Linked DNA regions of Homo sapiens: region 2 is linked to region 1. A link is an interaction called in ENCODE POLR2A ChIA-PET data of the cell type or tissue named here. Cell type or tissue: IMR-90. All regions are shown on one strand. Links, peaks and the distances in the headings refer to the core of each region. The heading gives the core; the rest is flanking DNA. Region 1 overlaps WWC1 (WW and C2 domain containing 1). Region 2 overlaps WWC1 (WW and C2 domain containing 1).

The links. Peaks named below come from ENCODE experiments on the same cell type or tissue, not always from the same donor. Only the 100,000 strongest peaks of a DNase experiment are listed, where the experiment ranks them.
Region 2: POLR2A ChIA-PET joins it to region 1 with 6 read pairs; 2 of 35 experiments call an interaction of 5 or more read pairs at or near these places.

The regions. Positions count from the first base shown.
Region 1 is chr5:168,377,322-168,388,982 of GRCh38, reverse strand. WWC1 (WW and C2 domain containing 1) reads right to left here. Exons shown (of 23, transcript NM_015238.3): 3 at 3,569-3,772. Among named protein-coding and RNA genes, the nearest start is that of WWC1, 92 kb to the right of the region's middle. In IMR-90, for the core only: no CTCF peak of the experiment used is centred there; no DNase peak of the experiment used is centred there.
Region 2 is chr5:168,467,110-168,478,770 of GRCh38, reverse strand. It overlaps WWC1 (WW and C2 domain containing 1), which reads right to left. Exons shown (of 23, transcript NM_015238.3): 22 at 10,807-10,931; 23 at 6,468-9,820. The coding sequence ends at 9,754. Among named protein-coding and RNA genes, the nearest start is that of RARS1, 14 kb to the left of the region's middle. In IMR-90, for the core only: a CTCF peak has its summit at 6,279; DNase peaks (open chromatin) are centred at 6,200 and 6,780; H3K27ac peaks cover 704 bases.

The sequences.
Region 1 (11,661 bases), core at 2,912-7,911:
CACCCCAGTTCTTTCTTTCTCTCATTAGGGTGGTTCACAATAAGCCCTCTACTAATCATGATTAGAAATGGTGGCAAAATCTGGACCATATTCAAAGCCATCAATGTGTCATCGACAATTATTTATTTGTTTTTGTTTTTTGTTTTTTTTTTTGAGATGGAGTCTCGCTCTGTCACCCAGGCTGGAGTACAGTGGTGCAATCTTGGCTCACTGCAACCTCCGCCTCCCAGGTTCAGGCAATTCTCCTGCCTCAGCCTCCTGAGTAGCTGGGATTACAGGCACGTGCCACCACGCCCAGCTAATTTTTGTATTTTTAGAAGAGAGAAGATTTTACCATGTTGGCCAGGCTGGTCTCAAACTCCTGACCTCAATTGATCCACCTACCTCGGCCTCCCAAATTGCTGGGATTACAGGTGTGAGCCACTGTGCCCGACTGAGTTTTTCCTATTTTCTTTCCTTTCCTTTTTTTCTTGGACCTTTTTTGGAATAAGCTGCAGATATGTTGCCACATGCATCTTCATAAAATCTATGTAGACATTCTCCTACATATTCATAACTCCATTATCACAACTCAGGAAAGTCTCCAATTGTCTGAGAATGTCTTTTATGGCTGCTTTTCCCCCATTTCAGGCTCTAATTCAAGGTACAAACATTTCATTTGGTGGTGTGCCTCTTTAGGCTTTAAAAAAAAAACCTAGTCTAATTGTCTTATAGAATAATCCATATTATGGATTTGTCTGGCTGTGCTCTTGATTAGATTCAGATGAAATATTCTTGTGAGGGATCCTTCATGATATCTTTATTGCATCACGTCAGAAGGCATTGATATCACCTGGTCTCATTATTGGTCATGCTAATTTTACCACTACGTAAAGTGGTGGCTGCCCATCTCTCCAATGTAAAAGTACATCTTTCTGAAATTAGTGAGTGATTTGTAGGGTAATTCTCATTACCTGACATGTGATTATGGGTCCATGTAAATATCCTGTCCCCCAAAATACAAAGGTTTGTTTTTGTTTTTATATACACCTGACACTTTTTCAAACTGTGGGACTTTAGAGAGAGAGAGAGAGAAATCACTTTGCCCCTTTAAACCTGAGGTTCAACAGGGACAATAACATCTCCCTTCCAGGACCGTCTTAACAAAAATGGTACGGACTGAATTGTGTCTCTCCCAAATAAATATAATACATTGATGTCCTAATCCCCAAAGTGATAGTATTTGAAGATGAGGCTTTGGGGAAATAGTCAGGCTTAAATGAGGTCTTGAGGGTAGGCTCCTCACGATGGGATTAGTGCCCTAATAGAAAGAGGCACTAGAGAAGGCAGTTGTCTGCAAGCCGGGAAGACAGCCCTCACCAGAACTCGACCATGCTAGTACCCGAATCTCAGACGTCCAGGCTCTAGAACTGTAAGAAGATAAATGTGTAACGTTTAAGCCACCCAATCTATGGTATTTTATTATGGCAGCTCGAGTCGACTAAGACAGATTAAGTGCTAAAACCTTCTAAAAGTCTCCAGAACATTACTTGACACAGAATAGCTAATGAATGTAACACAGTTCTTTTCTATAACCTCTGAGATCCTGAGGGTTTTCCTGAGCTGCTAAGGAAAAAGGGAGGGCTGGGACAGTAAGTACCCTGGCAAGGTTTGTCCTGTCTTGGTAGCAGAAAGAACTTCTCAAAGTAAGGGCTTCACACTAGGGGAGAGTTCAATGGCCCAACCCAGCCATGGCCACCCTGACACCATGCCCTGATGCTAGTCCCTGTGGCCTGGCCCACACTGAAAATACTGTGGGGACAACAGAATGGATTTGCAAGTTACCACTATCTCTCACCAGCTGTAAGACCCTGGGCACATTGTTGATCCTAAGCCTCAGTTTCCTAATCTGTAAAAGGGTGATATTAATTGTTCTTGCTCACAGAACTGTTATGAGAATTAACAGAAATAGCATATTCAGACTATAGCAGAGTGTCTGGCATGAAACAGAGACTCAATAAATACAGGAACAATTTGGTTATTAGAAACAGTGAGGCTTGGCATGGTGGCTCACACCTGTAATCCCAGCACTTTGGGAGGCTGAGGCACGTGGATCACCTGAGGTCAGGAGTTCAAGAACAGCCTGGCCAACATCGGGAAACCCTGTCTTTACTAAAAATACAAAACTTAGCTGGACGTGGTGGCTCACGCTTGTAATCTCAACTGAGGCAGGAGAATTGCTGGAACCCGGGAGGTGGAGGTTACAGTGAGCCAAGATTGTGCCACTGCACTCCAGCTTGGGCAACAGAGCGAGGGCACGGTGGCTCATGCCTGTAATCCCAGCACTTTGGGAGGCTGAGGCAGGCGCATCACGAGGACAGGAGATCGAGATCATCCTGGCTAACACAGTGAAACCCCGTCTCTACTAAAAATACAAAAAAAAATTAGCTGGGCGTGGTGGCGGGCGCCTGTAGTCCCAGCTACTCTGGAGGCTGAGGCAGGAGAATGGCATGAACCCAGGAGGCGGAGCTTGCAGCGAGCAGAGATCGCGCCACTGCACTCCAGCCTGGGCAACAGAGCGAGACTCCGTCTCAAAAGAAAAAAAAGAAAAAGAAAAAAAAAAAAAGAACAAGGGGATTTTGGCATGCTTGCTCTCCTCCTTTGGGTACCAGGGATAGGATAGGAGCCCCACTCTGACCAACTTTATGGTCTGGTGGAGGAAATACTGATAACATACAAGCAGATGTATTGTGATACGTGATATGAAGGAAATAAACAGACAGCCATGGCCAAGACTAGAGTTGAGGAAGAGAGGCTTCTGATAGAGTTGTCCGAGCAGGCCTCTCAGAGGTGATGACCTGAAGGATGAGACTGGAAGACTGAGAAGGACTTAGCCTTGCAAATGGATGCGTGACAAAGCATTCTAGGAAGGGGACCGGCACATACTAAGGCACTGAGGTGGAAAATTACAGGGTGGGGTAGGGAAACAGAAAGGGGGGCTGGGGGCTCAGTGCATCTGGAGCCTAGTGAGGAGGGCATGAGATGAGGCAAGAGTGGCTGGCAGGGGCCTGACCACGGAGGGCTGTATAGGCCATGGAAAGAGTGAGGGGAAGCCACTGAAGGGCATTTGATTGTTTTGAAATTGCGGTAAATATATTCAACATAAAATTTACCATTTTAACTATTTATTAAGTGAATTGTTCAGTAGCATTAAGTACATTTACACTGTTGTGAACATACTACCATCCACCTCTAGAAATTTTCTTCTTCCCAAACTGAAACTCTGTACTCGTTAACTAAGAATTCCCCATTCCCAATTCCCCTAGTCCCTGAAAGCTTTTAAATGAGGAGATATGTAATCCGACTGGCATTCTGAGATGATTACAAATGAAATAAAATGAAACGCAAATGGCAAATGAATCACTGCAAGGCACAGGTAGGAGCAGGAAGAGCAGTAAACAAGATGGTGGTTTGGACAAAGAGTAGAGGTGAAGAGAAATGGGCAGACTTGAGAAGCAATATTGGCAGAACTCAGTGTGGCCATTCTCTGTTGGTGTCGGTGGGGGTGGTGGTAGTGGGAGGTACTCACAGCTGACCTGGGAGCCCAGCTTATGCTCCCAGACGGCATGCAGTTGCTGGTACTCCTGCTGTGCAAGCTCCAGGCGCTGCTGCTTCACCTGGTAGATCTCCTTTTGTGCACTCAGAGCCTCCTGGGCCACCACCAGGTAATCCTTCAGCATATGTTCCTGCTCCCGCCGCCATTGTACTCGAGGATCCTCAATCTGAGTGGTTTCTGGAACAGACCCCAGAGATTCTAGGTCAGCATCTCACAAATATCTGTTGGGCTGGTGGCCTGTGGTATCCACTAGCAGAAAACAAAAAGCAAAATGCATAGACAAATCACAATAAATGTAAGTGGGGCAAACTCATTTACTAAATGACAGTGATTCTCCATTTGGAGTAGTCAAACAAATAATAAGCCAGGGGGTTGGGTGTGGTGGCTCACGCCTGTAATCCCAGCACATTGGGAGGCTGAGGCAGGTGGATCACTTGAGGTCAAGGAGCTTGAGACCAGCCTGGCCAACATGGTAAAACTCCGTCTCTACTAAAAATACAAAAATTAGCCAGTATGGTGGCAGGCACCTGTAATCCCAGCTACTTGGGAGGCTAAGGCAGGGGAATTGCTTGAACCCAGGAGGGGGAGGTTGCAGCAAGCTGAGATCGTGCCACTGCACTCCAGCCTGGATGACATAATGAGACTCTGTCTGAAAAAAAAAAAAAAAAAAAAAAGAATAAACCAGGATCAATTTCCAAACCCAATGTCAATCTCTGAGAACGGCCTGAATAAGGATCAGGTTTGAGTACTAATCTAGACAGAGAGGCTCAAGGACATTAGAGATGCTCAAGGTAATCTCCTTTGGTGAAGACTAAAGGAAAGAAAAATAACTAATGTCTCAGAGGATGTGGAGAAATAGGTACCCTATAGCCAGCTGGAAATGTGAATTAGAACAGCCTTACTAGAAGACTATCTGACAATGCAAATTAAGAGCCTTAAAATGTTAATACCCTTTGACCAATAATTCTCCCTATAGTAATTCATTATAAAAAGTAATTTAAATTCAGTCATATATTTGTACAAAACCATAATAATAATATATTATGAAGTAGCAAGCACATGTCATTGATTCTATGATAAGTGCTGTTCTAAGAACTTTACATATGTTCACTTCTTAAATCCTTACACGAACCTTATAGATTCTATTACTATCCCCATTATACCAATGAGAAAACTGAGACGTAGAGAGGTTAAGTAACTTGCTCAAAGTCACACAGAAATAAGTGTTCAAATATGTATGCTATATTCACAGAATGCACTATTATAAAGATAACACCTTTGAAGAAAAATTAATAACATGGAAAGGTACTTATAATATGCAGGTCATAAAACCGAATAAATAACTATCTATCAAAATCAATATGTACATTCTCAAAAAGATGAGAAAATAGGAAAATATCAACAACCAACTAGGTGGCAGGATATTTTAGGATATTTTATTTTTTACAAAATTATGTGTACAAAAAACATATACACTAATGATCTGAAAAAAAAGCAGCTGACGAGATATGGAAGAGGTTAAAATAATGTCAAAGAATCAATGCCCATGGACTATTAACTCCTCAGTCACCCCCAGTTGTTGGGTGGTGTTAGGGGTGATCAACAAGCCAGAAATTGTAAAATCAGGGCAATGTGGTGAATCCAGCCTCCAGATAGGTATTGCTTCTGAATTGATTACTGGTATGTAAAAAATGGAGAGATATCTTCATTAAAATCCTGTTTTATGGCTTTTCTTGATCATTCAGAAGTTCTGGCCACCTTGGGTTCACAACTGGTCAGAAATCCCAGCACCCCATCTGTCAAAACCTGGTCTGCTTCATTCATTTATGTCATATGCCTAGCCCGGGGAACACTGGAGTTTATGCCTCCCAATCTAGGCCCTTTAGCTCTCATTCCTCCTAAACAGGTCCAATGAGCATCTCCAGTGAAATAAAGATCAAAGAAGCAGCAGGGCCAAGTTCTCATTCCTGCCAATAATCGCTGTGTTACAACAGAAAGGCTGTTTAACGTCTCTGAATCTACTTTTGTATCTCTTAAAGGGGGTAATGAACCCTGCATCACTACTGCCCAGGAAACAGGAAACTAAAGCACTTGTGCCAGGTAAAGGAAACAAATGATAGTGAAAGTAAAACCCAAACTATTGCCTAGGATCAGTTTTCATTGTTGTTGTTTTCTTTTTCTTTTTTCTTTTCTTTTTTTTTTTTTGTTTTTGAGATGGAGTCTTGCTCTGTCTCCCAGGCTGGAGTGCAGTGGCGTGATCTTGGCTCACTGCAACCTCTGCCTCCTGGGTTCCAGTAATTATCCCTGCCTCAGCCTCCCAAGTAGCTGGGATTACAGGCGCCTGCCACTACGCCCAGCTAATTTTTGTATTTTTAGTAGAGACAGGGTTTTACCATGTTAACCAGGCTAGTCTTGAACTCCTGACCTCAGGTGACCTACCTGCCTCGGCCTCCCAAAGTGGTGGGATTACAGGCGTGAGGCACTGTGCCCAGCCTAGGACCAATTTTTGAATCGTCTGTGAATAGCAATTCTTCAAGCTTTTCCTCCTCCTTTTTCTGAGAAAAAAAGTAAGGTCTGAAGACTGCTTACAGTGGCTACAAAAAACTGCCCCTCATGAGGAAAGCTTTCCATCCCTTCAAACCAAACAAGAGGCAGGAACAAATGCAAAAATAATACAAAGACAAAACAAAAAAACAAGGCGGAGATGGAATTTGTAAAACTGGGCTACAGAACAGCTGCTGTGGGTTCCCATCTCCCATCAGCAGCTGTGGATTCCCTTGGCGTTCAGGAATCGTGGGTCCCCCTGAGGGATCTGCCCTACACCTCCAGCTGGCACAGCCCACAGAAAAAAGCAGCTCAGCCTATCTTGAGCAGGCTGGCAATGTTTCTTAAAGTTTGCAACTTTTAGAAGATCTGATTTTTCACCACAAAATAATGAAAAGTACAAAAAAGAAAAATCCCACAATTCCACCATGACAAGTTTGTGAAATAAGAGAGTTTCCATCTCTCCAATCCCATTGCCCAGAGGTAACTGTTGTTGAGTCTCACACAGATACTGCCTTCTGATTATACATGAATTTTTGTTTACACATACACGCCTATATATACAAGGTTACTTTAATGCAACATGGACCATGCCATTTATATTGGTCTGTGACTTGTTTTCATCTCCAAATGATATAGCATGCTCATTTTTGCCTGTAGGTGCACCATCTTTTAAACACCTGTACAGTGTTCCACGCTATGGTATTTGGGTTTATTTAACCAGACCTCGATGGGAAATATTTGAATTGTTTTCAGTTCTTTTGCTACTACATTCAATGCTGCAGTAAGGGTTCTTAAAAACATATGTCTATGAATTTGTGCTATTAATTCTGTGGGATAGGTTTCTTAAAGAGAAACTACTAGATCAGAGGGTACACACACTTACAATTTTAATAGATATTACCAAATTACCTTCCAAAGGCAGGTAATTTCTGTTCTCAAAAACAGCATACATGAGTGCCTCCCCCCACATTCTCAGTGAAATTGCTTTTTTTTTTTTCTTTTTAAAAGTCAGTGCCTCATCCAGTGATTCTGGGTCTTTGCTGCATATTAGAATTAGCAGAGAAGCTTCAAAAAAAAAAAAAAAGCCTGAACCCCACCCCACCCCCCGAAGAACACTTAAATTAGAATTTCCAGGAGTGGGGCTCAGGTATTGACAGTTTTTAAAGCTTCTCTGGGTGACTCTGGTGCAGATATAGCTGAGAGCCCCTGGTTGAACATTAGAATCACCCGGGAGAATTTTTTAAAAATTTCAATCCTACTCCAGATCAATCAAATCCCAATCTCTGGGAGTGAGAATAAAGCAATGATGATTTACAAAGCTCCCCAAATAATTCCAGTGTGCCACCCAAGGTGAGAACCGGTGTTTAAGAGATGACAAACACATGGGCCGATTGGTCACTGAGGCTGGCAGGTGCGATGCGGGCTCCAGGTGGAATCGCCTGCCCAGGTGCTGGTTGAAATGCTGGGCCCGTGTCCAGTTCCCTAAGCGACACCTAGGTGGACCCTCCCACAGTGTTCTGGATTTCATCTGGAACGGGCACCTTCCCTTTGGCCTTAGACCTCAGCACTGCTCTGTAAAACTATAAAGGTATATGAGACCCTTACCTGAAGGTCTGGCCAAGCCAGGTGGCTTGGCGACCATTTTTTGTGGCTCATGGTCTCTTTTGTAAACCAATAAGAATAGATGGGTGCACGAACAGACAAAAACAACACACAAACTCACACCAGAACTGGTTCTCAAACTGGTTGCACACTGGAATCACCCGAGAGATTTCCACTGAATTGATCTACAGTGTGAAGTGGGCATCAATTTGTTACATTTCTGAGAGTATTTCCTTTACCCCAATGATCCCCTGGACGCTCCCAGGCAATTTCCTCTACTCACCCCCTCTCCCAGTTTGCCTGTTTTAGAACTTCACATGCATGGACTCACACAGTTATTTGCTCTTAGGGCCTTGGTTCTTTCACTAAGCAGAAGGTTTTTGAGACTCATTCCTATTGCTGTATCTGTTGTACATTTCTTATTATTGCTGAATAATATTCTATTGTATGAATACATCACATTGTCTTTGTGATAAATTGTTAGTTTGCTTCCAGTTAGGGATTATTATGATGAATACTCTAAGTCTTCGTGTGGGCATGTTTTCACTTCTCTTGGACAAAAATACCAGGGGTAGAATTGCTGGATTATACTTCGCAAGTATATGTCGAATTTCATAAGAAACTGGCAAACTTTTCCAAACTGGTTGTACCATTTTACATTCTCACCAGCAGTGTATCAGAATTCTAGTTCTTCCACATCCTTGCTAGCAGTTGGTATTGTTATTTTTTTCCTCATTTTAGTCATTATAGTGGGTATGTAATGATACCTCGTTGGAATTTTATTTTTTTATTTTTTTGAGATGGGGGTCTCACTATGCTGTCCAGGCTGGTCTTCAACTCCTGGGCTAAAGTGATCCTCCAGCCTCAGGCTCCCAAGTAGCTGGGACTACTTGGCATGTACCACCATGCCCCAGCTGATTCTGTATTTTTATTTTTGTAGAGATGAGGTCTCACTGTGTTGCCCTGTGCTGCCTTATGTTTTGCTATGGCTGGTCGTGAACTCCCGGGCTCAAGTGACCCTCCACCTCAGCACCCTGAAGTGCTGGGATTACAGGCATGAGCGACTGTGCCAGCTGCTTCTTACTGTTAAGTTGTAGGACGTCTTTACATACTTGGAATATGGTTCTTTGTTAGAGATATGTATTGCAATATTGTCTCCTTATCTGTGGCTTGTCTTTTCAGTTTCTTAATAATGTCTTTTGAGGAACAAAGATTTTAATTTGATGAAACCAAATTTATTAATTTTTCTTTTCTGGTTAGTGCTTTTTATGACTTGTCCAAAAAAATCTTTGCCTATCATAAAATCTTGCAGATTTTCTCCTATGTTTTCTTCTAGATGTTTTATAATTTTAGCTTTTATGTTTAGGTCTATGATCTATTTTGAGTTTAGTTTTACACATGGTGTGAGGCAAAGGTAGAAGTGGTGGCCTATTTTTTTTCCATATGGATACCAGTTGTACCAACAACTGTTGAAAAGATTATCCTTCAAGGGCATTGGGCCTTTTAAAAGTTCTTTACATGGTTCTAAAGAGCTGTGTTGGCTGGATGCAGTGGCTCATGCCTGTAATACCAGCACTTTGGGAGGCCGAGGCAGGTGGATCACTTGAGGTCAGGAGTTCAAGACCAGCCTGACCAACATGGCGAAACCCCATCTCTATTAAAAATACAAAAATTAGCTGGGTGTGGTGGTGTATGCCTGTAATCCCAGCTACTCAGGAGACTGAGGCAGGAGAATCGCTTGAACCCAGGAGGCAGAGGTTGCAGTGAGCCAAGATCGCGCCATTGCACTCCAGCCTGGGTGACAAGAGTGAAACTCCGTCTCAAAAAAATAAAAAAAAGAGTTGTGTTAATGCCGTTAGTTCTGAACTGTCACACCCTGAGGGGGTCCTCCGACAGCCCAGCCCCTTCTGCTGACACTACCCTTCCTCAAGTCCATCTTACCAAAATAGGTAACTTTGTAACTGGCAGGCCCTTTGAGATCATCTTGGCCACTACTACATTTTAGTTCTTGTTTTAATTAAAAGTATACATAGATATAGCTTAATAATTCAGTGCACTATAAAATTTCCTACATAAAACATCTCCCTCATATCCCTCTTTCCAAAAGCAGCTACTTTCCAAACTTGTATCTGCTCTAGTGCAGGCATCATTGAGAACCACTTCTCCACTTTCTTCTGCTCCATGCTCTAAACCTCTCCCTACAAACACACGCCATACACATTCTCCACACAGCACACATGGCAGCACACTCATGAGTTCTCCATACACCCATCCCTTCCTACACTTGCCACACACCTGTTTTCTCCACACTGCATACACACCCACGCCGCTAACAATACTGCATTTTCCAAGGGCCTTAGCAACAACAAAAGCAATTCTCTTAAAAACATCTGGAGAATATTCAACCTTGTTACTATGCAAAGGAGTGCAAATTCAAAACAATGAAGTAAGAGTTTAAACCTATGATATATGTATCAAAAGTCAAAAGAAACGAACATAGCCCCATACTGATGAAGGTCTGAGGAAAACAGTACCCTCATGTCTTGTGGCAATACAAGCTGATATAATCTTTTGGAAATATTCACCAATCTAGCAATATATACTAAAAGCTCCCAAGGTATTTATAACTTTGACTTCAAAATCCTATACTTGGAAATGAATTTTCAGGAAATTATCACAAAGAAAGTAACATACACAAAGAGTCTTCCCTGAGTGCTATTTAAAATAATAAATGAAAATAAACCAAAAGGTTGGCAATAGGAAGCATTATGGTACTTCCATTATGTGTTTTATTTTTCCCTTTTTAAAAAATTTAACTTTTAAATTTTAGATTCAGGGGGTACCTGTGCATGTTTGTTACATGGATGTATTGCATGATGCTGAGGTTTGGGGTATACTGTGCATAGTACCTAATAGGTAGTTTTTCAACCTTTGCCCCCATCTCCCTACCCTCTCTAGTAGCCCCTAGTGCCTATTGCTGCCATCTTTTATGTCGATAAGTACCCATTGTTTAGCTCCCACTCTCAAAAAAATAAAGTGAGAACAAGTGGTATTTGAGTGTTTGTCCTTGTATTAATTTGCTTAGAATAATGGCCTCCAACTGCATCCATGTTGCAGCAAAGGACATGATTTTTTCTTTTTAATGACTGTATAGTATTCCATGGTGTATATGTACCACATCTGCTTTATTCAATCCACTGCTGATGGGCACTAAGGTTGATGCCATGTCTTTGATATTAGGAATAGTACTGTGATGAACATATGAGTGCATGTGTCTTTTTGGTAGAGTGATATCTTTCCTTTTGGATATATACCTAGTAATAGGACTGCTGGGTTGAATGGTAGTTCTAAGTTCTTTGAAAAATCTCCAAACTGCTTTCCACAGTGGCTGAACTAATTTACATTCCCACTGACAGCATATAAGTGTTCTCTTTTCTCCACATCCTCACCAGCATCTGTTGTTTTTTGACTCTTTAATAACAGCCATTCTGACTGGTGTGAGATGGTATCTCGCTGTGGTTTTGATTTGCATTTCTCTGATGATCACGGATGTGGAGCATTTTTTCATATGTTTGTTAGCCTCTTTTATGTCTTCTTTTGAGAAGTGTCTGTTTATTGTTTTGCTCACTTTCTAATGGGGTTATTTGTTTTTTGCTTGTTGAATTTTTTAAGTTCCTTATAGATTCTGGATATTAGACCTTTACTGGATGCATAGTTTACAAATATTTTCTCCCACTCCATAGGTTTTCTGTTTACTCTGTTGATAGCTTCTTTTGCTGTGCAGAAGCTCTTTAGTTTAATTAGGTCCCATTTGTCAATTTTAGTTTTTGTTGCAATTGCTTTTGAGGACTTACTCATAAATTCTTTCTCAAGGCCAATGTACAGAATGGTGTTTTCTAGGTTCTCTTCTAGGCCTC
Region 2 (11,661 bases), core at 3,841-8,840, 89 kb before region 1:
TCCCCCAAAGTTCTTAAAGTCCTAACGCCCAATATCTCAGAATGTGACTATTTGGAAATAGGGTCTTTAAAGAAGTAATAAGTTAAAATGAGGTCAAGAGGGCCAGGCAAAGTGGCTCATTCCTATAATCCCAGCACTTTGGGAGGCCAAAGTGGGCAGATCAACTGAGGTCAAGAGTTTGAGACCAGTCTGGTCAACATGGCAAAACCCCATCTCTACTAAAAATACAAAAATTAGCTGGGTGTGGTGGCATGCACCTGTAATCCCATCTACTCAGGAGGCTAAGGCAGGAGAATCACTTGAACCTGGGAGGCAGAGGTTGTGGCGAGCTGAGATCGCGCCACTGCACTCCAGCCTGGGTGATGGAGAGAGGCTCCATCTCAAAAAAAAAAAAAAAAAAAAAGAGGTCATGAGGATGGGCCCTAACTCAACATGACTGGTGTCCTCATAAGAGGAGATTAGGACGCAGATACAGACACACACAGAGGTAAGACCATGTGAACACACAGGGAGAAAGTGGCCAAGGAAAGAGTCCTCTGAAGACACTGACCCTACCTGCCAGGACCTTGATCTCAGAATTCCAAGAAGTTCAGGTCAGCAATGATAAATCAAAATGGTAGCAGAAAAAAAAATGGATAGATTTATGATATATTTTAGAGACAGAATTGGCAGAACTTGCTGGTGGATTAGGAGTCTAAAAATGAGGACATGGGTTAAGAGTGTCAAGTGGCTGGGCATGGTGGGTCACGCCTGTAATCCCAGCACTTTGGGAGGCAGAGGTGGGCAAATCATGAGGTCAGAAGTTCGAGACCAGCCTGGCCAACATGGTGAAATCCCATCTCTACCAAAAATACAAAAATTAGCCGGGAGTGGTGGCGGGTACCTGTAATCCCAGCTGCTCAGGAGGCTGAGGCAGGAGAATCACTTGAACCCAGAGGTGGAGGTTGCAGTGGGCTGAGATCGCACCACTGCACGCCAGCCTGGGCAACAGAGTGAGACTGTCTTAAAAAAAAAAAAAAAGAGTCAAGAGAAGAATGATGAGGTTCATAAATTTGGAGAGGACAGCTTTATTTCACATAAAGAGTTGCATGCTGCAGGTGGCCACTCTGACAGGCTGGAAAGTGTAGCCTCCAGCCAGTAGCTGAAAACATGCACTTTGAGGGAAGGGCAGAGGAAAAAAGAATGTGTGCTGAGCAGGTGGCCAAATATATATATTTAATAAGCTGTAGGAGGGGTCACTAATATCTATGAAAGGAGAAACGTGTGCCTGCGCAACTGAGCTTCATGCCCCTTCATGGGACCCCTGTACAAAACATGGTGTCCTTACCATGATCTGAGGGTGGAGCTTCTGGGCCTCTGATGTCAAAAGGCGAAGGGGAGGATATGAAAACCCTCCCTGCACATCCGTTGTAAACTGGCCAGAACCATTCAGTGGTGGGTGGCCTCTTATCAGGAAGGAATGCATGTTGGTTGTTGTGGTGAAATGGCAAAAGGGAGGGGGAGTTGGTGGAAATCAGCGGTGAAGCCAGGCTTTCCAAAGGTCTGGTTTCTGTTTAGATTTTAGGAAAGAATGCCTACTGGAAGCTAGGGAGGGCGGGGGTATAAGGAGGTGTGTCCCACCTCCAGATGCCGTCCCGGGCTCTCCTTGGCCAACAGGATAGGACATCCATTCAGTCCGTCATGGGGCTTAGGATTTTGGTTTTACTTCTCAAGAGAAAATGAACTGACTAGGAAGAAATGAAAAAAGCTATGGGGAGGGAAAGAATGACTGGAACCTTAAATTTTCCTTCTAGTGGTAAAGTTTTAATGACCCAGCTCTGATCACACACTACTTGTTTCCATAGGGAATAATGTTGATTTCCCCATCAATCTGTAAATGCTGTTTACTAGTTTTTAACTTTCTAAATCAACTCACAGCAGAGGAAGCTTTAGGATTACATGATTACAGAGCAGTGCGTAAATGTGATACCCTTTTTTAAACTATATAAAAATAATAATGTAACTAAGAAAAATTAGAAGTTGTGGCTGGGAAGGAGAAAGGGTAAGTATGTGCCATAATGTCCTCATCTTTATGGTGATGAGTGGAGAGGTCTTACTGAAGATGATGAATAAAAATAATACAGGCCATTTTTATTTTATTTTATTTATTTTTGAGACAGAGTCTCACTCTATCGCCCAGAGGTGGAGTGCAGTGGCACAATCTTGGTTCACTGCAACCTCCGCCTCCCAGGTTCAAGCAATTCTCCTGCCTCAGCTTCCCAAGTAGCTGGAACCACAGGCCCACACCACCCCGCCTGGCTAATTTTTGTATTTTTAGTAGAGAAGGGGTTTCACCATATTGGCCAGGCTGGTCTCAAACTCCTGACCTCAGGTGATCCACCTGCCTTGGCCTCCCAAAGTGCTAGGATCACAGGCATGAGCCACCGTGCCTGGCCTACTGAGCATTATTTTATTTTTAAATTTTATTTATTTATTTTTTTAGAGACAGAGTCTCGCTCTGTCACCCAGGCTGGAGTGCAGCGGCATGATCTCGGCTCACTGCAACCTCTGCCTCATGGGTTCAAGCAATTCTCCTGCCTCAGCCAAACGAGTAGCTGGGACTACAGGCGCATGCCGCCACACCCGGCTAATTTCTTCTGTATTTTAGTAGAGACAGGGGTTTCACTGTGTTGCCCAGGTTGGTCTTGAACTCCTGAGCTCAGGCAACCTGCCCGCCTCGACCTTCCAAAGTGCTAGGATTACGGGAGTGAGTCACTGCACCTGGCCCAGACCATTGTTAAAAAGTGGAAACCACCAGATAAACTACTGTGAGTGGTAGATTGCAGAGGGTGGGGGTGTCTTTTATTGTATATCTCATACCCTTCTACAGAATTGTGAGAATTTTTTTTTTTTACTGTATTGCCAAAGGATGAATTATAGCCAATTTAAAGATCTCAGTTGGCTTTATTGCAATTCTACAATTGGGCAATGCTTCGGTCCATGAAATAGAATCAGTGTTCCAAAGCGCTGAGCAGAATAGGCTGGCTTCATAGAGAAGGCCTGAAGGAAGCAGAAGCTAAGAACAGGATGTATTAGTCCTTTCAAAGTTACTTTTCTCATAAGATAGGGACATAATAGAATAATAGAAAAATAACTGCGTAGTTAACGACAGTTTCCTTCAGGCTACCTTTTTGCCTGTAAGGATTAAGGCAGAGGGAACTTCTTCATGACTGAAGGACTGAAGGCTTCAAAGGACCTGTCTGGGAAATTGGGTGTTCTCTCTCTCCCGATTTCCCTGAAGGTCAGGTAACTTAGTTTAGGTTTGGTGACATGAAACTTGAGCATGGGTGACTCCATTCTGATTTTTAGTCTGGTCTGTTGGGGCCTGGTGCAGGAGCTTAGTCCAAAACCATGGCCTCCTATCATTTTTACTTAATGATGTGTATCAATTACTTACATAATAATTGAAAACTAAGTCTAATTTTTTTCAAAAAAGACACTAGGCTCCCATCCTGAGGCTCTGGGAGAGGGCACGCTCTTTGAGACAGAGTCTCACTCCATTGCCCAGGCTGGAGTGCCGTGGCACGATCTCGGTTCACTGCAACCTCCGCCTCCCAGGTTCAAGCAATTCTCCTGCCTCAGCTGTGCACTCTCCTATGCACAGTGAGAATGCCCCCAAGCACACGGTGACTCTCCTAGGGAGGGGTGGGGCTGAGACAAAGCCCTGACCTAGGAGGAGGCAGGTCCCCTGATCCTTGAAAACCTCTCTTTTTCCCTCTCCCTCCTATCACAAGGGTGGTGGGAAGGCCCACCCAGGGTGCGTGAGCCACTGCGCCCGGCCCCAGATGTTTTCATCATCACTATTTTTGCCATTTCTTTGTTTCACCTAAGTACATATTTTTCTTTAAATTGATTCACTTTATTAACTTAAATATTTACTTATCCTCATCTTAAACAGTAATATCTGTGAAAGCATGGGTTTGATGGACAAGTTATATATTATGTATATTAAAACAAATATGACTATAAATATAAAAATTCACCCATGTACCACCTAACATTATCTCCTGTCACCAATCATACACTTATGCCTCCCTCTGGGGAAACAGTGCATCCAGTCACTTGTTGTCATAGCAGCCTGCAGAGAGGGTTGAAAACCATTTGGAAGTGTGTGCCCACATTCGTGTTGGTACTTGGCAGGATTGGAATTAGAACTTTGGTCTTAGCTTAATTCACTCACTGAACAAGTGTTGGAGGGTCTGCCATCTGTCAGGGACTGTCATGGCCCCAGGGCTAAAATAGTGAACAAGATATGCATGGTGCCTGCCCTGTGTCTCCAACATCCTAATAAACAGACAGATAAAACTAAAGAATCAAATACATAAATGCAAATGGTAAAAAGTACTGCAATGGCAAGCTTGTGTTCTTTTGTTACTCTAATTAGCTTCATGTATATTTATCAGCTACTCTGTGGTTGGTTGCAAATTTATTACTTACCACATTCTCCTAAATACATTTATTCAGGCCAGTGCCATGGCTCACGCCTGTAATTCCAGCATTTTGAGAGGCTGAGGCGGGCAGATCAGTTGAGGTCAGGAGTTCAAGTCTAGTCTGGCCAACATGGTGAAACCCTGTCTCTACTAAAAATACAAAAATTAGCCAGACGTGGTGGTGTATGTCTGTAGTCCCAGCTACTTGGGAAGCTGAGGCAGGAGAATCACTTGAGTCTAGGAGGCGGAGGTTGCAGTGAGCTGAGATCACACCACTGCACTCCAGCCTGGGTGACAGAGCGAGACTCTGTCCCAAGAAAATAAAAATAAAAAAAATACATTTATTCAGTCCCAAGGGCCCTGAGAAAAACCTTACCAAAGGTGTAGGCCAAACTCGTAAGGTTTAGTTATTCCCAGAATCATCTAGAATATAACAACTAGAAAATACTCCCTACTAGAATATAACAATTTTCCTACCATCCATTAGCAACGTACATCTCTCCTCTACCTAATCTCATTGAATCTTCACCTCACTCAATGAAGAAGGGAAGGCATCTCATCTTGCTCAAAGTCCTGGAGTTGGAGGTAGGTGCAGTGTGGACATGGCACTCAGGACTTCTCTTTTCCAGAGTCTCATCTTTTTCTACTGCCCTTCAAGCAATGGAGACGGAGAGGTATGTTACAGTTTTACCTGGGAGTCTAATAGTGCATTTCAAGAATGAGGGCAGTAATTTATCTACTGACATATTCATACATGTGCGAAAGGATGTATAGACAAAGAGAGAAATTAGGCACTGTCAAAGCAAGTGACTGGTGACAACAGACGTGTCCGTCAATTAACTGATGGCACATCCATTCAGTGGAATACTACATAGTTGTATGAATGAGTAGATATCTTATCGAGATAAGATACCAGACACCTTTTTTTTTTCCTTGAGATGGAGTCTTACTCTGTTGCTCAGGCTGGAGTGCAGTGGCGTGATCCCGGCTCACTGCCACCATGCCTGGCTCTTCAGCGAATTTAAACATTATGTGTGTGTTAGCTCCCAATCACTTCCGCTTCTTTATGCTGTGGAGTCACAAGTGTGTTTGGGGGCAGGGGGTGATGTCCTGAGCTGGATGGGAGGGGGGTCTGCACCCTGGCACCTGACAAAACCAGCTTTTAGTACTTCTGTTCTACACAGAGCCTTTCCGGCTTCCTGATTAGAATGACAAAGATGTAGAGACTAAATACACCTTTGAGGCAGATTTTTCATCACATCCATTCATTCAATTCATTTCACAAATATTAAGAACCCACTCTACATCAGACCTAACAAAAACAAGGCAAATGAGGTCCCTGCTTTAAGAACTTATGCTCCAGGGTGGAGAGGGATCTTGAGGGGTGAGGCTCCAGCTGAGACCTGAAGGGTGAGAAGAAGCTGGCTATGTGAAGTCGATGTGAAGACATGGAGGAAGAGTGCACCAGGCAGAAGGAATTAGGACTGCAAAGTGCTGGTGGAGGGAAGGAGAAAAAGAAAGGCCAGCGTGGCTGGAGACTGCTTAGCAAGGGGATAGTTAACTAGAAGAATCTTAGTCATTAGCCTTCTTGAGATACAGAAAGCACATGTGCATATTGCAAAAAGGTCTGTACTCAAAGGCAACCGTTGCCTTTAGGAGTGGGAGGACCAAACCCAGTGAGGTTTGCTGTCTTTTTTCAGAGTAGTATCCTAGTATCCTGCCTTTCTCCCCACCCTGTGCAGAGAAACCACAGGAATTTGTGACTTCATTCTTCAAGACCAAGGATTCTACGGCTCTACAATTAGGGCCTCATGTGGTGTGCTGTGGTAACGCCACCGTGAAACAGAAGCTGGAGCTGAAAGAAAATAGAGATTTTGGAGTTGAAAGATGGAATTAGCATCCTAGCTGTAGCCATTTATTATTTATGTGAGCTTGAGGGGGTCATTTCACATTTCCCGGCTTTGTTTCCTGAAGGTCCTGGAAAAGACACATGCACAATTATAAGTGAACATTTATTTATTTTTAAATTTCTCTCTAGGCAAACAATGGAATGTATTGGTGGTTTGCTGGTGAACCGTTTATAGAGAATTCAACTCCATCCATGGCTGGAAGAGGGTCTGCTGCCTTCCGCAGAGGTGGTCTGGTTCTCCCCACAAATGCCCCGACAGCTGAAGTGATGCTGAGATGCACTTCTTCAGGCAGGAGGATTTGCTCCATGTAGCTTTTCCTATACACAGGGAGGGCGTTTACAGCTCTGCTTCATAGCAGCGGATGCTGCAGGGGTATGAGGGGCTGACCCTTGCTGGGACAACTGAGCACAGATGAATGTGTCACTGAGAAGGAATTCCATAACACATGTGACTTTCAAAGTTTTTATTGAGTCCAAATGGACTGCAGATACAGTGAGGATGCTGCTGCCTTTTGTGCCAATGAATTCAGGCTCCAAGATCCCCAGGACACCCCCATTCTGTCTCCATCTCTTGCATCTGCTTTCCTTTGCAGGTTGACCTCATTTTCCTAATCCCATTGCCCCCATGAAGCTGGAACCATGGCCAGAGGTAGCCTTGGGAAGAGAAAATCTCATCTCTAACCTTTGAGTGGAAAATGCTAAGGAATGGTTCTGAATGGCTCAGCTGGACCCCATGCCTCTCCTTGGTCTAATCATGGGAGCCAAAGGGATGGGTCACTTACAGCCAGCTTGGGGCATTTGCCCCGTTGCTGTGGCCAATGCCCTTAACAGAAGGGCAGAAAAGATCATGGGGTCAGCAAAGAGAGCAGCCTCCTCAAAGCTCAGAGGAGTGTAGGCACAGGTGCCACAGAGCAGCACGAGACCATCCTTGTGCTCTACAACCTAGTACAATTGAGTTGGGGAAGGTGTTGATTGATACTCATATGAAGACATTACGAAGTAAACCCTGAATGTGTCTGGTGGAATTCAATGGAAGGAGAGAGAACATCAGAGATTGATGTGTTCAGAGACGTGAAGCCACGGGGCAGGAGGAAGCCCTGGGCCAGTGGTGAGAAATCGGGCTGGATAGCAGCTATACAGGGGGGCCTGGAAGCCACAGGGGGAAGAAGAGTAGATTCTACACCACTATAGGTTCCTTATACATGAGGAGAGACAGCCAGGTAAGGAGTATGCTGGGGAGAGGGGGAAGAGCCTCAGCAGCAAGTGAAGGTGGCACCACTCCCTCCATCACCGCCCATGGGTTCCCAGTAGCCTGGAGAAGGCCATGAATTTCAGCGTTCCCTGTGTGACTCACCAATAGGATGCGGGCCTCACCATTTTGCCTGTCTCTGCCTGGGTTTCACTCACTTTATACCAGTGGGGCTCTCAAATTGCGGTGTGCATAAGACTTACAGAGGGAACATGGGTAAAACACTGGCACTGGGGACCGTCCCAGGGTGGGCGGGATAGTTCAGTGGGTCTAGAGAGGACCTGACAGTCTGCATTTTATTTTTATTATTATTATTTTTTTGAGATGGAGTTACGCTCTTGTTGCCCAGGCTGGAGTCAATGGCGCCATCTCGGCTCACCGCAACCTCCGCCTCCTGGGTTCAAGCCTTGGCCACCCAAGTAGCTGGGATTACAGGTATGCGCCACTACGCCCAGCTAATTATGTATTTTTAGTAGAGACCAGGTTTCTCCATGTTGATCAGGCTGGTCTCGAACCCCCGATCTCAGTTGATCTGCCCGCCTCAGCCTCCCAAAGTGCTGGGATTACAAGCATGAGCCACCGCGCCAGCCAGTCTGCATTTTTCTTTTTTTTTTTTTTTTGAGACGGAGTCTTGCTCTGTCACCCAGGCTGGAGTGCAGTGGCACAATCTCAGCTCACTGCAAGCTCTGCCTCCCAGGTTCAGGTCATTCTCCTGCCTCAGCCTCCCGAGTAGCTGCCCGCCACCACGGCCGGCTAATTTTTTGTATTTTTAGTAGAGACAGGGTTTCACCGTGTTAGCCAGGATGGTCTCAACAGTCTGCATTTTTAATAGGCTGCCCCAGGTGATTCTGATATAGCTGGTGCAACTTGCTTTGCTGAGTGGTGCAACAGACTTTGAGAAAAGTTGCACAGGGTAATGTCAGAGAGGAAGGAGGAAGAGATTTGTGGCTGTTGCTATTTGTTAGAAACTGACTTCTGATTGTCTGCAGTAGACCCTGCAAAGCTCTGAGCTGGGTAGGAATAGGGGCCACAGGAGCAGCATGAAGCACAAGCTGTAGCACCTACCAGCCCCTGGGTTGGGGACGACATGGGATGATGCTCATATGAACAAACTGTGAAGTCATCTCTCTCTGGGTGGGGTGGAATTCCATAGAAGGAGACAGTACAGAGAGCATATCCCCAGTCTAACTTGGGGATGTGGATTCCCAATGAGCCGAGCAGTCATTTTAATTTAATGAGCAAATGAAAACAGTGGGCAAAAGAAAAAATAAATGTTTCCAGGACTGCGGATGGGTGGGAAAGAAATGACTGGAAAGGGGAGAGTCAAAAATCAGGGAAACAGATGAAGTGAGGGGTAGGAAAGAAAAAGAGAGCAAGAGGAAGATTCTTTTTGAAAGGCCACTTTATTGATGGAGATAAAACTGAATGGAGTTCCCCACAGCCCTCCCCTCACTCATGTTAGTGGCTTCACTGGGCATCTGAGACCAGCGTGGCCTGTCACCCACATAGACTAGGCTGCTTAGCCCACCCAGCCTATCACACTGCCCGCTCCACGTTGGGCAGCCACATAAAAACACGTCACAGCTCAAGAAGATCCGTGGATGCACCTCTGAATCCCCCCCAATGGTTTCTGTGCATTTTTTTAATATTGTACAAAATATGTTAACTAGGAAAAATTAGCTGTACTGTGACAAGTGCGGGACGTCCTATTAGGATTACCGTCCCCCAGGCATTACTTCTTATTGCAGTAAGACCTCTAAAAGGTGGAGCTGTACAAACCAAAAAAAATCTAAACGATTTTAAGAAGAGCAGCAACTCAATACTGCTTTAGTTCATTTAAATTTTCTTTCCCAAAAATACACTCCTAAATATACAAACTATACAATCTTATTATTTTAATGCTGGTTTTTTTTGTTTCTGTTTTTGTGTGTGTGTGTGTTTTGTTTTTGTTCTGTTTTTAATAACAACAGTAGGACCCAAACTAAAAAGTCGGTTCATCTTCAAACCAACAAGAGCACTAGAGGACTTGTGACTCAGTACCTTCATATAACACCACATAAATAACTTTAGCCACAGTCAATGTTCACAGCCTGGTCAGTGGAACAAAGGAAATACTTTTCTGGCGATTAGACGTCATCTGCAGAGAGAGCTGGGATATTCATCCGAGGCCGGGTGAAAAATGCCATCTTCTCCCTATAAGAGAGGCCATCCCTTTAGAGCAGGGGTTTTCAACCTCGCTCTACAGAGATTCTGGGCAGGATAATTCTTTGTCGTGGGAGCTGTCCTATACATTCGCTGCAGAATGTTTAGCAACGTCCTTGGCCTCTTACCCTCTAGATGCTGGCTGTATCCTTGACCTCCAGTTATGACAACCCAAAACGTAAGCTCATTGCCAAATGTTCCAGGGGGAAGGGGAGAAATCACCCCTGGTTGAGAACCACTGCTTTAAAAGACCATTAGCATGAACGATGACTCTTAGTTCAAATCCAGTCAGAGGCTTCTCAGTTTAAAAGGACCCTTGGGCCACTTCTAATGTTTGTTTGTTTCAGATTCTCAATTTGTTAAAAAGTTAAGAGATGCCCAAAGATAGTTGTACAAATATACATTTTAAATGTTTATATTCCACAAAGGAATTTTTTTTTTTTTAAAGCACATACACAAACATGTGTACCTTGTTTGAGAGGACATCAGAAGTCTAAACGCTAGGGCCTCTGTGGATGGGAGGCCCAGGCCAAATGGCATTCGGGACCCTCCGAGAATACACCCGGGTCCAGCATGGCAAGATAGCACCTCCCTGAGATCCTAGCAGGTGGCAGGCAGAGCCAGGGAGGCCCAGCGAGCATCCATCACCCCTAGGTTTATTTATCATTCAGCCAACCCTCCACAATTACCAGTAAGGAAAACACTACGAGGAAAGGCTGGAGCAGGTGGCTCATTCATTAAACAAGAGGATCTAACAAATTAGCTCGAGTTGTGTGGGGACTGATAAAGACAGCCAAGGGAAGAGCGCTGCAGAGCTCATGGATCGCCAGGGATGGCTTGGCGGAGGATGAACATCTGTTACAGGGAAAGCCAGTGCTCTGTGAGCAAGGGATGAGAGCAGTAAGACCACAGACAGAAGACTAAGGCCGTGGGTTGGCTGAGAAAGGGATGGGGGGCTGCCGGGGCCCTCTGCTTACCTGAAAGACTGAACTTCTGGGGGTTCCTTACAGCTCTGGCCTCGGAGCCTGTGCACATCCTTGGCAGCTGCCCTCATCATCTTGTCTGTCTGAAGCTCACCCTTGTGCTCCGCTCGGTCCATCTGCTGGGCAAAGCAAGCAAGGCCCTGAGTCAGTGGAGGGGGCCTCCAGAAAGGGGCAAGGAGAACTCGCTATCACAACAGAGGGGGCTACTGTAGGGACGGCACCCTCACTCTTGCTCCATGTGGGATCCACTTCATTCAGAACGATAATGGGAAGTGCTCAAATCATCTGTTTGAGTGACTAGATTTTTGGGGCCAGGAAACGGAATAACTGTGGATCTGAGGAATTGAGGAGATGAGGGCTGCCTGTTGAAATGTGCGCTACCTCTAATCCTCAGGCCACCTAGGAGGGTAGATGTTATTACCTCTATTTTACCCAGGGAACTTAGGCTCCAGCAAAGTAAGAAATTTCTTTAATGTCAGACTACTAAGAAGTGGTGGAAACTCAGTCCCAAGCCATGCAGTAGTTCTTAAGAGGCTTGGGTATAACACTATGCCCCTTCCTCCTAATGTAAACGTATGTAAACACTTTTGAGAACAAACCACAGACAGCCCTAAAATATCCACGTACCATATACTTGAAAACATTGCACAAAGACAGAATTTTGGTAAATAAAGCCATCGTTTTTTTTGTTTGTTTGTTTTGAGACGGAGTCTCGCTCTGTCGCCCAGGCTGGAGTGTAGGGGCGCAATCTCGGCTCACTGCAAGCTCCGCCTCCTGGGTTCACGCCATTCTCCTGCCTCAGCCTCCCAAGTAGCTGGGACTACAGGCGCCCGCCACCATGCCCGGCTA